Regions from separate parts of the Homo sapiens genome. Here region 2 is linked to region 1. The links are chromatin contacts, found by Hi-C or POLR2A ChIA-PET in ENCODE. All regions are on one chromosome and are shown on one strand. Each heading gives the region's core, a stretch centred on a gene start or an enhancer-like site at or near the end of the contact. The rest is flanking DNA. Distances are from core to core; before and after follow the strand shown.

The links. A loop is a pair of places that touch in the nucleus more often than their neighbours do. ChIA-PET counts read pairs that join two places held with the same protein, here RNA polymerase II (POLR2A). Pooled maps may share reads with other maps.
Region 2: POLR2A ChIA-PET joins it to region 1 with 11 read pairs in activated T-cell. The contact joins two enhancer-like sites. A Hi-C loop is called at or near these places in 7 of 50 pooled maps. POLR2A ChIA-PET finds 5 or more read pairs at or near these places in 8 of 52 experiments (BJ, H1, HCT116 and 5 more).

Annotation. Positions count from the first base shown.
Region 1 is chr20:47,301,180-47,308,935 of GRCh38, forward strand. The region is part of intron 3 of ZMYND8 (zinc finger MYND-type containing 8); the gene reads right to left. Among named protein-coding and RNA genes, the nearest start is that of ZMYND8, 52 kb to the right of the region's middle. Within about 2 kb of position 3,257, at least 5 of the 41 ENCODE cell types and tissues checked have a DNase peak (open chromatin) inside an H3K27ac peak, as active enhancers do.
Region 2 is chr20:47,484,165-47,491,920 of GRCh38, forward strand. It overlaps the pseudogene RNU6-497P. Among named protein-coding and RNA genes, the nearest start is that of NCOA3, 14 kb to the right of the region's middle. RefSeq lists enhancers at 2,391-2,460, 3,061-3,390, 3,421-3,470 and silencers at 3,681-3,730, 3,751-3,810. Within about 2 kb of position 3,632, at least 9 of the 41 ENCODE cell types and tissues checked have a DNase peak (open chromatin) inside an H3K27ac peak, as active enhancers do.

The sequences.
Region 1 (7,756 bases), core at 2,007-4,506:
GTTCCGCTCTTGTTGCCCAGGATAGAGTGCAATGGCGTGATCTCGGCTCACTGCAACCTCTGCCTCCCAGGTTCAAGCGATTCTCCTGCCTCAGCCTCCTGAGTAACTGGGATAACAGGCACCCACCACCACGCCCAGGTAATTTTTTGTATTTTTAGTAGAGACAGGATTTCACCATGTTGGCCAGGATGGTCTCGAACTCCTGACCTCAGGTGATCTGTCCGTCTCTGCCTCCCAAAGTGCTGGGATTACAGGTGTTGGCCACTGCTCCCAGCTGCATAATTCTTTAGCCCAGTTATTTCCCTGTGTCAGACCAACTTTTAAGATAGAGCTCTACTTGGTTTCCAGGGAATATCACTGCTACAATATTTTTTTCATGTTACATTTTCAGCATGCCATTGCACACACCATCTTCATTTTATCCTGACAACCACCCAGAAAGGTACTAAGAGCACTCCCTAATGAGAAAATCAGAAATCAAAAATGCTCCAAAATCCTTAAGTTTTTGAGCACTAACATGAAGCCACAAGTGATCTCTTGTGATGAGTCACATATATTATTTAAAATATTGTATAAAATTACCTTCAGGCTATGTGTATAAGGTATGTGATATGGTTTGGCTGTGTCCCCACCCAAATCTCATCTTGAATTGTAATTCCCATAATCCCCATGTGTCATGGGAGGGACCCAGTGGGAGGTAATTGAATCATGGAAGTAGTTACCTCCATGATGTTCTGGTGATAGTAAGTTCTCACAAGATCTGATGGTTTTATAAGGAGCTTTTCCTCCTCTTTGCTCTGCACTTCTCCTCGAAGCAGCCATGTGAAGGACGTGTTTGCTTCCCCTCCCCACCTTGATTGTAAGTTTCCTGAGGCCTCCCCAGCCATGCTGAACTGTGAGTCAATTAAACTGCTTTCCTTTATACATTACCCAGTCTCGGGTATGTCTTCATTAGCAGCATGAGAACAAACAAACTAATACAGTATGTATGAAACATAAATGAATTTTATGTTTAGGCCAGGCGTGGTGGCACGCCTGTAATGTCAGCACTTTGGGAGGCCGAGGTGGGTGGATCACCTGAGATCAGGAGTTCCAGACCAGCCTAGGCAACATGGTGAAACTCCATCTCTACAAAAAATATAAAAATTAGCTGGGCATGGTGGCACATGCCTGCTACTCAGGAGGCTGAGGCAGGAGAATCGCTTCAACTCAGGTTGCAGTGAGCCAAGATTACACCACTGCACTCCAGCCTGAGCGAAAGAGCGAGACATCATCTCAAAAAAATATATATCTATGTGTTTAGGCTTGGGTCCCATCCCCGAGATATCTCACTATGTATATGCAAATATTCCAAATTAAAAAATAAAAAAAAACACTTCTGGTCCCAAGATGAATAAGGAATACTCAACCCATACTAGTCTTACTTGATGTGTAGAAAAACTTGGTTACTTGGTTAAAGATATTTATCTGACCTTGGAGCCCAGAGCAAAGACTCAAACCTGGGTCTCCCAGCACACTCTCTCTTCCCTATAGCCCTCATAAGACAACGTTGAATCCAGGAGAGTGTGTGTTGACTTAGAGACCCCCTCAGAGAACATTATCTGCAATGCAAACTAAGTTCAGATTAGTGCACAAAGCTAGAGGGGAAAAAACATCTGAAAAATAAGATGACTACTAAAAACCTGACAGAAGGGGACAGCATCCAGGGCACAGGCTCTCAATCTTGGTACTGGTGACACTGGGGGCCAGAAAAGTATTTGTTGTGGGAGACGTCCTGTGCATTGCAGGGCAGGTAGAAGCATACCTGGCTAGATTCCAGTAATACTCTAACACCCTCACACACGTAATTAGGACAACCAAAAACGTCTCCAGACTTTGCCCAACGTCCCTTGGAGGTCAAAACTGTCCCTAGCTGAGAACCACTAATGTAGAGGGTCTGCTCTCTGCCTAGGAAAATGGTTGCTTCGAATTTATTGTAGGGGTATGGGGGTGCTAAAGAGGAGATGGGTGAGGAGCAGCAGGAAGGGGAAGAGAGGGCGGGGAACTCCTGTTGAAAGATAAGCTATACATACCAAGCAAGCAGAACTATTTCCCTTCTTTTTCTTTTTTTTCAGAACTATTTCTACCCCGAGTGAGGTCTTCTAGGATGCTACTGTGGTTTTTGAAAGATAACAGTCAGCCGTATTTTCAGTATCTGACTTCTTTTCAGTAAGTTAATAATACAATAGGAAGAGTTGTTAAGAAGCTAGAAGAATCAGCTGGGCACAGTGGCTCACGCCTGTAATCCCAGCACTTTGGGAGGCCAAGGCAGGTGGATCACCTCAGGTCAGGAGTTCAAGACCAGCCTGGCCAACATGGCGAAACCCCGTCTCTACTAAAACTATAGGTGGGCGCCTGTCCAGCTACTCAGGAGGTTGAGGCAGGAAGAAGTGCTTGAACCCGGGAGGTGGAGGTTGCGGTGAGCCAAGATCACACCACTGCACTCCAGCCTGTGTAACAGAGCAAGACTCTGTCTCAAAAAAAAAAAAGAAGCTGGAAGAATCAAATATGACTGTACATCTCCCTAACCAGCAACTCAAATCCTCTCTGTCTGATAGTAGCCGAGGTACTGATCCTCCAAAATTAAGTTTCTCCTGGTGCTCCCCTCCCAACCCCACCACCTCCTGGCTGGGGCTGGCTGCCCCTAGGAGGATCCCGAGGACTGCCTGGCTGCTCTGTACTCTTTTCAGAAGATTTTCTCCTTTCCTGAAACAGCAGCAGTTGCTGAGAGCTAGATGCCTGGTTAATCTCCTTATCAATCAGATATTTTCCTTATCTGCTGCTTGTAAGTGTTTCCTGTTCCATAAAAATAATCTGATAACAAATATGGAACATTTTAAAAAGGGAAAGCAAATCATTTCTGAGATATGATTTTTCTCCCCTACATGTATAATGTGTGTTACCAGTTTGATAACTAGGGAAACAGGTTGCAACCTGTGTTATCATGGAATATTTGCAGGTTATTAAGGGATACTGCAGAAGAGAAAATGTTCTTATTTCCCTGCTTCCATAGGCTGGCTAACAAGAAAGTAGAAAAGGCCCTGTCTATTTGCTTCTGGAATACCTTCAATGATACCAGGAACCGGCAAACTTTTCCTATAAAGGCTTCTATAAGGATAGTAAATACTTGAGGCTTTGCAGGCCATAAGGCCTCTATCGCAAATACTCAATTTGGCCACTGTAGGGCAAAAGCACACACAGACAGTACATAAATGAATGACTGTAGCTGTGTGCCAATAAAACTCTATAAACACAGGCTTCAGGCAGCATCTAGCCCACAGGCTGTAGTTGCAGACACCTGGTCTACATAAACCAGAGTATGGGTGCTCTGGCTGTGTGTAAACACAAGGTCCATGTGTGGACGATGAGGACCATAGACTCCAGTTCCTACAGAGGCCACACAGGGACCATACCTGAGTGAAAAAAACCATAGCTTCAGCTATCATTCTCCTACATCTGGTAAAAGCATGAATACTGTGAAGTATGTAAGAAAGAACCACCTAGCCCTGGAGTGTGAGGATGCACTGGCATTCAACCTCGCAGTGGGGGAGACAGCAGGGCTGGGCAGAGCTCAGACCCATCTTACAGAGGCAGCCCCCACTCAGCTCCAGTGATCCAAGGAGTTGGGCAGACACAAACTCCTAGTGTTGCCTGACCTTGGGGAGAAACTGGCAATCCCTGCACTCCCCTGAACTATCTCAACTGTTAATACACTGTCTCAGCCCAACAAAAGACTTCTGTGGGCCTAGTGCAGTGGTTCACACCTCTAATCCCACCAATTTGGGAGAATGAGGTGGGAGAACAGCTTGAGCCCAGGAGTCCGCGACCAGCCTGGGCAGCAAGACCCTATCTCTACAAAAAGTTAAAAAAAAAAAATTAGCCAGGCATGTTGGGGAACAGCTGTAGACCCAGCTACTTGGGAGGCTGAGGTGGGAGGATCACTTGAGCCCAGGAGGTCAAGGCTGTAGTAAGCCACAATGACACCACTGTACTCCAGCCTGGACAACAGAGCAAAGCCCTGCCTCTTTTTTTTTTTTCTTTTTTCTGAGACAGAGTCTCGCTCTGTCACCCAGGCTGGAGTGCAGTGGTGCGATATTGGTTCACTACAACCTCCGAGGTTGAAGCGATTCTCATGTCTCAGCCTCCCGAGCAGCTGGGATTACAGGTGCGCACCACCATGCCTGGCTAATTTTTCTATTTTTAGTAGAGATGAGGTTTCACCATGTTGCCCAGGTTGGTCTCGAACTCCTGGCCTCAGGTGATCTGCCCACCTTAGCCTCCCAAAGTGCTAGGATTACAGGCATGAGCCACCAGGCCTGGGCCTGCAAAGCCTTGTTTCTTTCAAAAAAAAAAAAAAGCAAGCAAAAAAAGACTTCAAGTGTCCCAGTTTTTAGGGCAACATGTGGGCCCAAGAAAATAAGTACTAGCCACTCATTCATGATATGCAGACACCCTGTCCTCAGAGAAGGTGAAGAGGGGCCCCATCATTTCTTTGCTATATTTGATCAAAGATGCACCTAAGGCCATTCTGTACAAATCTGCTGGCACGTTATTTCTCAATCCTTTAATGCAAGGGAAAAAAACCAAAACACCTCCCAACAGGATGTTTGAACTCAAATGTGTCAGAACTAAAGAGCAGAGTGGTATTTATCTGTAAAGACCCTGACGTCATTTGGGGCAAGGCATTTCTTGCCCCATATACTACAGGACATCCATTTAGCAACCTGACCCTCCTCCACAAAACGCCGAGAGCATCTTCCCAGGCATTCTCAAACCTTCCTAAGGGGTGAAAACACTGGACCAAAGGTCTTTTAAAAATGCATGGTAAACCTTAGGATGCTTTTAAACCCTGAAAATAAAATGTGTTTTAAAGCTCTTTAAACTTTTGGCTCGGCGCAGTGGTTCATGCCTGTAATCCCAACACTTTGGGAGGTTGAAGCAGGAGAATCACTTCAGCCCAGGAGTTCGAGACCAACCAGGGCAAGAAAGAAAGTGAGACCCCCATCTCTATAACAAAATAAAAAAAACTAGCCGGGTGTGCTGACATGTGCCGATAGTCCCAGCTACTTGGGAGGCTGAGGGAAGAGAATTGCTTGAGCCGGGGAGGTCGAGCCTGCAGAGCCGGGGAGGTTGAGGTTGCAGTAAGCTGTGATCATGTCACTGCACTCCAGCCTGGGCAGCAGAGTGAGACCCTGTCTCAAAAAATAAAAATACAAATAAAAATAAACTTCCCTAAAATGAATTCCTAATATATGATAAATGGGTGGAATAGGGACCAAACTTAAAACTCATCCCATATTTTCACATGGTAATAAAACATCTCTACCAAAAATGGAAATATATGGATTATTTGCCTTTTTTTTTTTTTTTGAGACAGAGTCTCACTCTGTCGCTCAGGCTGCAGTGTGGTGACACGATCTCAGCTCACTGCAACCGCTGCCTCCCGGGTTCAAGAGAGTCTCTTGCCTCAACCTCCCAAGTAGCTGGGATTACAGTCCTGAGCCCAGCCTATTTGCTCTTTATGAGGTGAGAATAGCTTTCTTTCTGGAACAATGGAACAAAGAAGAGAAACTAAAGTGAAGAAAAAGAAGACGACAGTGGAGAATCTTCACATATGCCAAAGTCAAAAGAACATGGACATGGAAAGAAATTCAGAGGTGGATGAAATGAGCAGAGCAGGCTGAGTATGAGACAACAGGGAATGGTGGGCAGTGTGGCAAACAAGCAAGCACAGGCCTGTGTCTAAAGGGGCAGGCTTGACTCAGCTCCAGCTGGTTGCTAGATTTTGCTGAGTGCTATGGTCTGAATGCTTGTGTACCTCCCAAATTTCTATGTTGATGTTCTAACCCCAAGGTGATGGCATTAGAGAAGTGGGGCCCTGAGAGGTGATCAGGGCCCTGCCCTCATGAATGGGATTAGTGCCCTTATAAAAAAAGGGACCCCGGAACTTGGCCAGGCACGGTGGCTCATGCCTGTAATACCAGCACTTTGGGAGGCCGAGGTGGGTGGATTACCTGAGGTGAGGAGTTTGAGACCAGCCTGGCCAACATGGCGAAACTCCGTCTCTACCAAAACTACAAAAAAAAAAAATTAGCCGGGTGTGGTGGTGCATGCCTGTAATCCCAGCTACTCAGGAGGCTGAAGCAGGAGAATCGCTTGAACCCAGGAGGCAGAGGTTGCAGTGAGCTGAGACTACACCACTGCACTCCAGCCTGGGCAATGAGAGAGAAACTCCGTCTCAAAAAATAAATAAATAAATAAATAAAGGGACACCGGAAAGCCCAGGTACTCAGGAGGCTGAGGCAGAAGGATAACTTGAGTGTCCAGCTTGAGCAATATAGCAAGACCCCATCTCTTAAAAAGAGGGTAGGCTGGGCACAGTGGCTCACGCCAGAGGTCAGGAGTTCAAGACCAGCCTGGCCAGCATGGTGAAACCCCATCTGTACTAAAAATACAAAACTTAGCAGGGCGTGGTGGCAGGCGCCTGTAATTCCAGCTACGTGGAGGCTGAGACACAAGAATCTCTTGAACCTGGGAGGCAAAGGTTGCAGAGAGCCAAGATTGCGCCATTGCACTCCAACCTCAGCAACAAGAGTGAAACTCCATCTCAAATAAATAAGGCCAGGCGCGGTGGCTCACGCCTGTAATCCCATCACTTTGGGAGGCTGAGACAGGTGGATCACAAGGTCAGGAGTTCGAGACCAGCCTGGCCAAAATGGAGAAATCCCATCTCTACTAAAAATAAAAAAATTAACTGGGCACAGCGGCGGGCGCCTGTAATCCCAGCTACTCGGGAGGCTGAGGCAGAAGAATCCCTTGAACCTGAGAGGTGGAGGTTGCAATGAGCCGAGATCACACCAATGCACCCCAGCCTGGGTGACAGAGTCAGACTCTGTCTCAAAAAAAAAAAAAAAATTGAAAAACTCAGTTCCTCAGTCACTTGCCATTTTCAAGTACTGAAGAACCACATGTGACCTGTGGCTACCATCTTGGACGTGAGGTTTTTTTTTTTTTTTTGGAGACAGAGTCTTGCTCTGTCGCCCAGGCTGGAGTGCAATTATATGATCTCAGCTCACTGCAACCTCCGCCTCCCAGGTTCAAGCAATTCTCGTGCCTCAGCCTCCCGAGTAGCTGGGATTACAGGCATGTGCCACCACGCCCGGCTAATTTTTTGTATTTTTAGTAGGGCCAGGGTTTTTGCCACATTGGCCAGGCTGGTCTCGAACTCCTGACCTCAGGCGATCCGTTTGCCTCGGCCTCCCAAAACGCTGGGATTACAGGCATGAGCCACCGCGCCTGGCCAGACATGAGCATTTTTACAGGAATTGTTTATTTCATATAAAGATTGTATGATTATTCTACTTAGCAGAGAAACTGACTTTATGTTTCATTTTTAATATCACTATTTATGGCATTTAGCTCAATGTTCACAACCCTGTGAAATTTGTGGTAGTATCATTATCCCCATTTCAGTAGATGAGAAAACTAGGCACAAAAGAGGTTAACTTGCCCACAGCCACGGAGCAAAAGCAGGGCTGGCATTTCACTATGTAATTTTGAGAGTGAAAATAGATTCATGCTCAGAAACACACACCTCTCACAGGCCTGGGTATTTAACCGTTGCTAGGTCTCCTTCCATGAAAGCAACAATCTCGTTTAATTCAACTTTCCATCCCCAGGGCCCACTCCTCTACTCAATAATGCACAAAGTGGATGA
Region 2 (7,756 bases), core at 2,382-4,881, 180 kb after region 1:
GCTGGTCTCGAACTTCTGGGCTCAAATGATCCTTCTGCCTTGGCCTCCCAAATTGCTGGGATTATAGGGATGAGCCACTGTGCCTGGACTGTTTTTTTTGTTTTGTTTTTTTTTTTAATATGAAACACTTCATGAATTTGCATGTCATCCTTGCACAGGGGCCATGCTAATCTTTGTGTTATTCCAATTTTAGTATATGTACTGCAGCAGGGAGCATAAATATTTGTTGAATGAATGAATCTTGTCCAGCAGGGACGAAGTGGAAAGGAAGGTGCAATACAATCACTTGTGGATTCAGGATCTGCATACCTGACCGGCAGACCTGCTTGCTGGCTTGGAACCTCCTGAAGTTCATGACTGTCTAATGAATTCTGAATCAGCCATCCTCTGCAATTTCCTTGCTATGTCGGAGTCAGCGAGATTCTATTACCTGCTCTGGGCCTTAGGTTTCATGCCTGCAAAATGGGCCGAGTGAAATAGATCTGTGTTTGCCTAACTGGAGTTGTTCCTGTTCTATCTTTATGATTTTTGCCATATCGTCTATATTATTTAGCATTTTTATATCTGTACCATCTATATTATTTACTTAACATTTTTCTTGCATCGGTTCACTTATTTTTAGCTATATAAATATTATTTCAAAAGGAAACCTTATGTCAATACATAAGCAGAAAACCTATACCTCTTGCCATAAATGGGAGCTAGAAGTAAAAATAAAGACAGTGAAACAACACAATGTGATTACATGCTGGCTAGAGACTGTTGCCTGTACAGGCTTTAGGGTCCAGATCTGCTTGTCCTTTGTCATAAAGGAGATTGGGCTGGGGGTGGTGGCTCATGCCTGTAATCCCAGCACTTTGGGAGGCTGAGGTGGGAGAATATTTTGAGGTCAGGAGTTTGAGATGAGCCTGGGCAACATAGGGAGACCCTTGTCTCTACAAAAAAAAAAAAAAAATTAGCAGGGCATAATGGCACCTGCCTGGGGTCTCAGCTACTTGGGAGGCTGAGGTGGGAAGATCACTTGAACCTAGGAGGTCGAGGCTGCAGTGAGCCACGATTGTGCCACTGCACTCCAGCCTGGGCAAGAGAGTAAGACCCTGACTCAAAAAAATCAAAAACAGAAAAGGAGATTGTACCACACTGAGACTTCCTACTAGAGGTAGAATTAGAAGAGGATTGAAAAAGGGGTGACTGAGGCCGGGCGTGGTGGCTCAAGCCTGTAATCCCAGCACTTTGGGAGGCTGAGATGGGTGGATCACCTGAGGTCAGGAGTTCGAGACCAGCCTGGCCAACATGGTGAAACCCCATCTCTACTAAAAATACAAAAAAATTAGCCAGGGGTGGTGGTGGTGCCTGTAATCCCAGCTACTCGGGAGGCTGAGGCAGGAGTGTCGCTTGAACCCAGGAGGCAGAGGTTGCAGTGAGCCAAGATTGCACCATTGCACTCCAGCCTGGGCAATGGGAGCCAAACTCCATCTCGAAAAAAAAAGAAAGAAGAAAGAAAGAAAGAGAGAGAGAGAGAGAGAGAAAGACAGAAAGAAAAAGAAAGAAAGAAAGAAGAGAAAAGAAAGAAAGGAAAAGGGGTGACTGGCTGGGTGTGGTAGCTCACGGCTCTAATCCCAGCACTTTGGGAGGCTGGGATGGGAGGATCACTTGAGGCCAGGAGTTTGAGACCAGCCTGGGCAACATCGTGAGACCCCCCCATCTCTACTTAAAAAAAAAATGAAAGAGAGATTCCTTTCCACAGTGCTTTTTAATGGTGCCCGAATATTTTACCAAAAATAATCTCATCTACACTAGGGGAAACATTGAGTTTAAATTGCTCATTTCACAAACGTAGAAACTGAGGCCCAGTATGGGGGTTGAAATTTTCCAGGGTAGTCATTTGGGAATTTGTCAAGTCTGGACTGTAAGCTTTCATAATAGGAACTGCATTGGCATGTGCTTGGGACAGGTCTGGTATACAGTGTCATTCAATAAATGAGTCCTGAGCCAGGCATGGTGACACATGCCTATAGTCCCAGCTACTCAAGAGGCTGAGGCTGGAGGGTCCCTTGAACCCAAGAATTTGAGGTTGCAGTGAACTATGATTGCACCACTGCACTCCAGACTAGGCTACAGAGTAAGACCATGTCTCTAGAAAAAAAAAAGTAATAATAAATAAGAAAAAAAGAGAAAGAAATTAGTTTTTTTTTTTTAGAGACGGAGTCTCACTCTGTTGCCCAGGCTGGAGTGCAGTGGTGTGATCTCGGCTCACTGTAACCTCTGCTTCCCGGGTTCAAGCAATTCTCCTGCCTCAGCCTCCTGAGTAGCTGGGACTACAGGCGCATGCTGCCACGCCTGGCTAATTTTTTGTATTTTAGTAGAGACGGGGTTTCACCGTTGTTGCCCAGGCTGGTCTCGAACTCCTGAGCTCAGGCAATCCACCTGCCTCGGCCTCCCAAAGTGCTAGGATTACAGGCGTGAGCCACCGTGCCCGGCCAGAAATTAGTTTTTATTTTATTTATGTATTTATTCATTTATTTTGAGATGGAGTCTCGCTCTGTCCCTTGGCTGGAGTGCCGTGGCGCGATCTCGGCTCACTGCAAGCTCCGCTTCTGGGGTTCACGCCATTCTCCTGCCTCAGCCTCCCGAGTAGCTGGAACTACAGGTGCCTGCTACCATGCCCAGCTAATTTTTTTGTATTTTTAGTGGAGACGGGGGTTTCACCGTGTTAACCAGGATGGTCTTGATCTCCTGACCTCGTGATCTGCCCACCTCGGCCTCCCAAAGTGCTGGGATTACAGGCCTGAGCCAGGTTCTTTATCAAACCTGCTTGTTTTTTGTTTTTTTTTGTTTTTTATGATATTATTCTGTTTGCATATTTTGGTACCTTCTTTTGTGTCTTTAATAATTATTAGCTCATCTTTCGATGGTTTTTGTGCAAACATGCTATTATCTGAAAGTACGCCTTTGCTTGCTGGGTTGACTCCTAGCTCCAGGAGGATGATTTCTATATTGTAATTTTGGATTACATGAGCCCCAAGGCCTGATTTCCTGCCCTTGTATTTGCATTGCATTAGGAGGTCTTTGCTTTCTGAGACCCGTGACACCTCCTCCTCTGGCATAGTATCTATCAGTTCACACTACCGGTTGGGTTTCAGTTCCATTTTTGTTTTTTGACATGGGGGATTTCCCTTTCTTTCCTGTGAACCCTGTGATTCATTTAAAAGAGTACTTGTTATCTTTTACTCAGAATTTCCAGATGTTTTTGCGGGTGGGGTTGAGTGTTTCAGGCTATCTAATCTGCTGTATTGCTGGAAACTGACCACCTTTGCGCTTTTTTTAGTTTCTTTTCTCTACCCCCTAGCTCTGAATATTCAGTTTCTGTTCTTTCATTTCCCACCCTACTCCCTCCTGTCTCATATATCTTTTATACCTTCAGCTTCAAATCCTTTTCTTAACAAGTTGATTTACTCTGGAGTTTCTAATTTAAATGCATCCCAGGTGGCAATCTCACAGGTCAACCTGGTTCCTGTTGGGCCAGATATTCTGGGTCCAGCTATCTCATAAATCACTTGCCCTGCCCATGCATTGGCTGCCCCTGGGGCTGATGCCCATGTCTGACACAATCAGCTGTGGTGTGAGCAGAAGTTGCCAGTCACATGGTACCAAAGAAGGTGACTTCTGCTCTGTCTTTAGAAGGGTCTGTGGGTAAGTGGGGCAGACATCATGACTGACATGTACAGTAACATCCTTAACAGGTTTGCAATGTAGTTGATTGATAATAGCCAGAAGGTTTAAAATATTTTTTTTTTTGAGATGGAGTTTTGCTCTTTTTGCCCAGGCTGGTGTGCAATGGCGCGATCTCGGCTCACTGCAACCTCTGCCTCCCAGGTTCAAGTGATTCTCCTGCCTCAGCCTCCCGAGTAGCTGGGATTACAGGCATGCACCACCACCCTGGCTAATTTTGTATTTTTAGTAGAGACGGGTTTTCTCCATGTTGGTCAGGCTGGTCTTGAACTCCTGACCTCAGGTGATCCGCCCACCTCGGCCTCACAAAGTGCTGGGATTACAGGCGTAAGCCACCACGCCTGGCAAATTTTTATTTTTTTTAAAGCTAGAATCTTAACTTGCCTTATACATTCACCTCTGGCATAGATACTGTTTGCATGCCCCAACATGGCTACTCCTTCCATGTTCCTACTCTGTAAGTACTAAATCATTGATAGAGGGTTTGTCCTCTCAAATAAGCTTACTGTCATCACTTTAAAACACTATTTCTTTTCTTTACTTTTTTTTTTTTTTTTTTGAGACGGAGTTTCACTGTTCTTGTTGCCCAGGCTGGAGTGCAATGGCACGGTCTTGGCTCACTGCAACCTCTGCCTCCTGGGTTCAAGCAATTCTCCTGCCTCAGCCTCCTAAGCAGCTGGAATTACAGGCACCCGCCACCACGCCTGGCTAATTTTTATATTTTTAGTAGATACGGGGTTCCACCATGTTGGCCAGGCTGGTCTCGAACTCTTGACCTCAGGTGATCCGCCCGCCTCGGCCTCCCTAAGTTCTGGGATTACAGGTGTGAGCCACCGCACCTGGTCCCCGAATTCATTTTTTAAAAAAGGAAGTGTTTTATTCCAGGGCTGGAGTCAGCCAACCTTTAAATGCCCCCGAAACTCTATATGATGGGATACCATGTAGCCAGTGAAACATTATGAAGCTGCTTAACATTCAACAGTTAAAAAAGATCTCCCAGATACTTTACTTTTAAAAGAAGTTGTGGATACATTGTAGGTGTATATATCAATGGGGTATACAGGATGTCTTGTTACAGGCATGCAATGTGAAATAAGCACATCATGGAGAATGGGGTCCAGATACTTTAAGTTAAAAAAAAAAAAAGAGATAAAGCAGTGTGTATAATAGGCCTTATTTTGTGTTACAAAAATGTATATATATATAGACCAGATGCGGTGGCTCACGCCTGTAATCCCAACACTTTGGGAGGCCAAGGCAGGCGGATCACTTGAGGTTAGGAGTTCAAGACCAGCCTGGCCAACATGGTGAAACCCCGGCTCTACTGAAAATTAAAAAAATTAGCTGGGCGTGGTGGTGCACGCCTGTAATCCCAGCTACTTGGGAGGTTGAGTCAGGAGAATTGCTTGAACCCGGGAGGTGGAGGTTACAGTGAGCAGAGATCACGCCACTGCACTCCAGCCTGCGTGACAGAGGGAGACTCCATCTCAGAAAAAAAAAAAAAAGAATATATATAAATACGTGTGTGTGTGTGTGTGTGTTTATTTGTAAATGCATCTCTTAAATAATACCTAAGAAATTGGCAATGGTGGCTCCTCTGGAAGAGGAAGTGGGTGGCTGAGGGACTTACATCGCATTTCCTTTGTAGAAGTTAAAAATAAATGAAGAGGCTGGGCGCAGTGGCTGACGCCTGTAATCAAAGTGCAAGCAGCAGTTTGGGAGGCCAAGGCGGAAGGATCACTTGAGGCCAAGAGTTCAAGACCAGCCTGAGCAACATAGTGAGACCTTGTCTCTACAAAAAAATTTTAAAAATTAGCTGGGTGTGGTGGTATGCGCCTGTAGTCTCAGCTACTCAGGAGCCTGAGAAGCAGTGGAATAGTTTGAGCTGCGGTGAGCTATGACTGTACCACTGTACTCCAGCGTGGGTGACAGAGCGAGACCTTGTCTCTAATAAAATAAAAAATAAGGGCAGGGTGCGGTGGCTCACGCCTGTAATCCCAGTACTTTGGGAGGCCGAGGCGGGTGGATCACCTGAGGTCAGGAGTTCAAGACCAGCCTGGGCAACATGGTGAAACCCCGTCTCTACTAAAAATACAAAAATTAGCTGGGTGTGGTGGCATGTGCCTGTAATCCCAGTTACTCGGGAGGCTGAGGCAGGAGAATCGCTTGAGCCCAGGAGGTGGAGGTTGTAGTGAGCCAAGATTGCACCATTGTACTCCAGCCTGGGTGACAGAGCGAGACTCTGTCTCAAAAAAAAAAAAAATAAAATAAAATAAAAGGAAGGAGGAAAAAAGAAAGGAAAGAGGAAGAGAGGAGGAAAGGAAAGAAAATATTGTCTGGGTACAGTGGCTCATGCTTGTAATCCCAGCATTTTGGGAGGCTGAGGCAGGCAGATCACCTGAGGTCAGGAGTTCCATACCAGCCTGGCAAACATGGTGAAACAAAAATTAGCCATGTATGCTGGCACACGCCTTTAATCCCAGCTACTCGGGAGGCTGAGGCATGAGAATCACTTAACCTGGGAGATGGAGGTTACGGTGAGCTGAGATCTCGTAACACTGCACTCCAACCTAGGTGACAGAGCAAGACTCTGTCTCAAAAAAAAAAAAAGAAAAAGAAAAAGAAAATGGGCCCGGAGTGGTGGTTCACTCCTGTAATCCCAGCACTTTGGGAGGCTGAGGCGGGTGGATCACCTGAGATCGGGAGTTCGAGCCCAGCCTGACCAACATGGAGAAACCCTGTCTCTACTAAAAATACAAAATTAGCCAGGCGTGGTGGTGGACGCCTGTAATCCCAGTTACTCGGGAGGCTGAGGCGGGAGAATCGCTTGAACCCGGGAGGCAGAGGTTGTGGTGAGCCGAGATCATGTCATTGCACTCCAGCCTGGACAACAAGAGCAAAACTCCGTCTCAAAAAAAAAAAAAAAAAAAAGAGAAAATGTAAGAATAGCTCCTAAGCCAAGCTGGGAAAATATTTGCTGAAGAATGGCAACACCTCACATTTATCTGTCTCTAGAAAAAGGCAAGGGTTAAGTCAGTTCCTCAAAAAGGCCACCTCAGAAGCCATGGCCTTTCCACTGGCAGTACTTCTCTCTTGACTTTACCCTTAAGAGGAATTGGGATCTCAGATCTATATACCAAGCCTGGCCCATATGTTTGAGGTCATGAAAAAGAATGTGGGGGCCAAAAATTCATCCTCCTAGCTCAGTGTCTTCAAGCCTTTGGCTGAATCGCAGAACAGCAACAAACATATTTCACATTGTGATTCAGTATTGACACTTGTATTTCTTTCTCTTTTTTTGAGATGGAGTTTCACTCTTGTTGCCCAGGCTGGAGTGCAATGGTGCGATCTCAGCTCACTGCAACATCTGCCTCCTGGGTTTAAGCAATTTTCCTGCCTTAGCCTCCAGAGTGGCTGGGATTACAGGTGCACGCCGCCATGCCCGGCTAATTTTTGTAGGTTTTTTTTTTTTTTTTAAGATGGCCGGCTAATTTTTGTATTTTTTTAGTAAAGATGGGGTTTCATCATATTGGTCAGGCTGGTCTCGAACTCCTGGCCTCAGGTGATCCGCCCACCTTGGCCTCCCAAAGTGCTGGGATTACAGGCGTGAGCCACCACGTCTGGCCTATATATATACATATTTGTAACACAAAAAAAGGCCTATTATACATACTGCTTTACCTTTTTTTTTTAACTTAAAAGTGTCTGAACCCCATTCTCTGTGATGTGCTTATTTCACATTGCAAAACTGTAACAAAACATCCTATGTACTCCATTGATATATACACCTACAATGTATCCACAACTTTTTTTAAAAGTGAAGTATCTGGGAGATCTTTTTTAACTGCTGAGTGTTAAACAGCTTCATAATGTTTCATTGACTACATGATATTCCAACATATATAGTTTGGCTGACTCTTGGTATCCCATCATATAAAGGTTGGCTGACTCCAGCCCTGGAGTAAAACACTTCCTTTTTTAAAAAATGAATTTGGGGACCAGGTGTGGTGGCTCATGCCTGTGA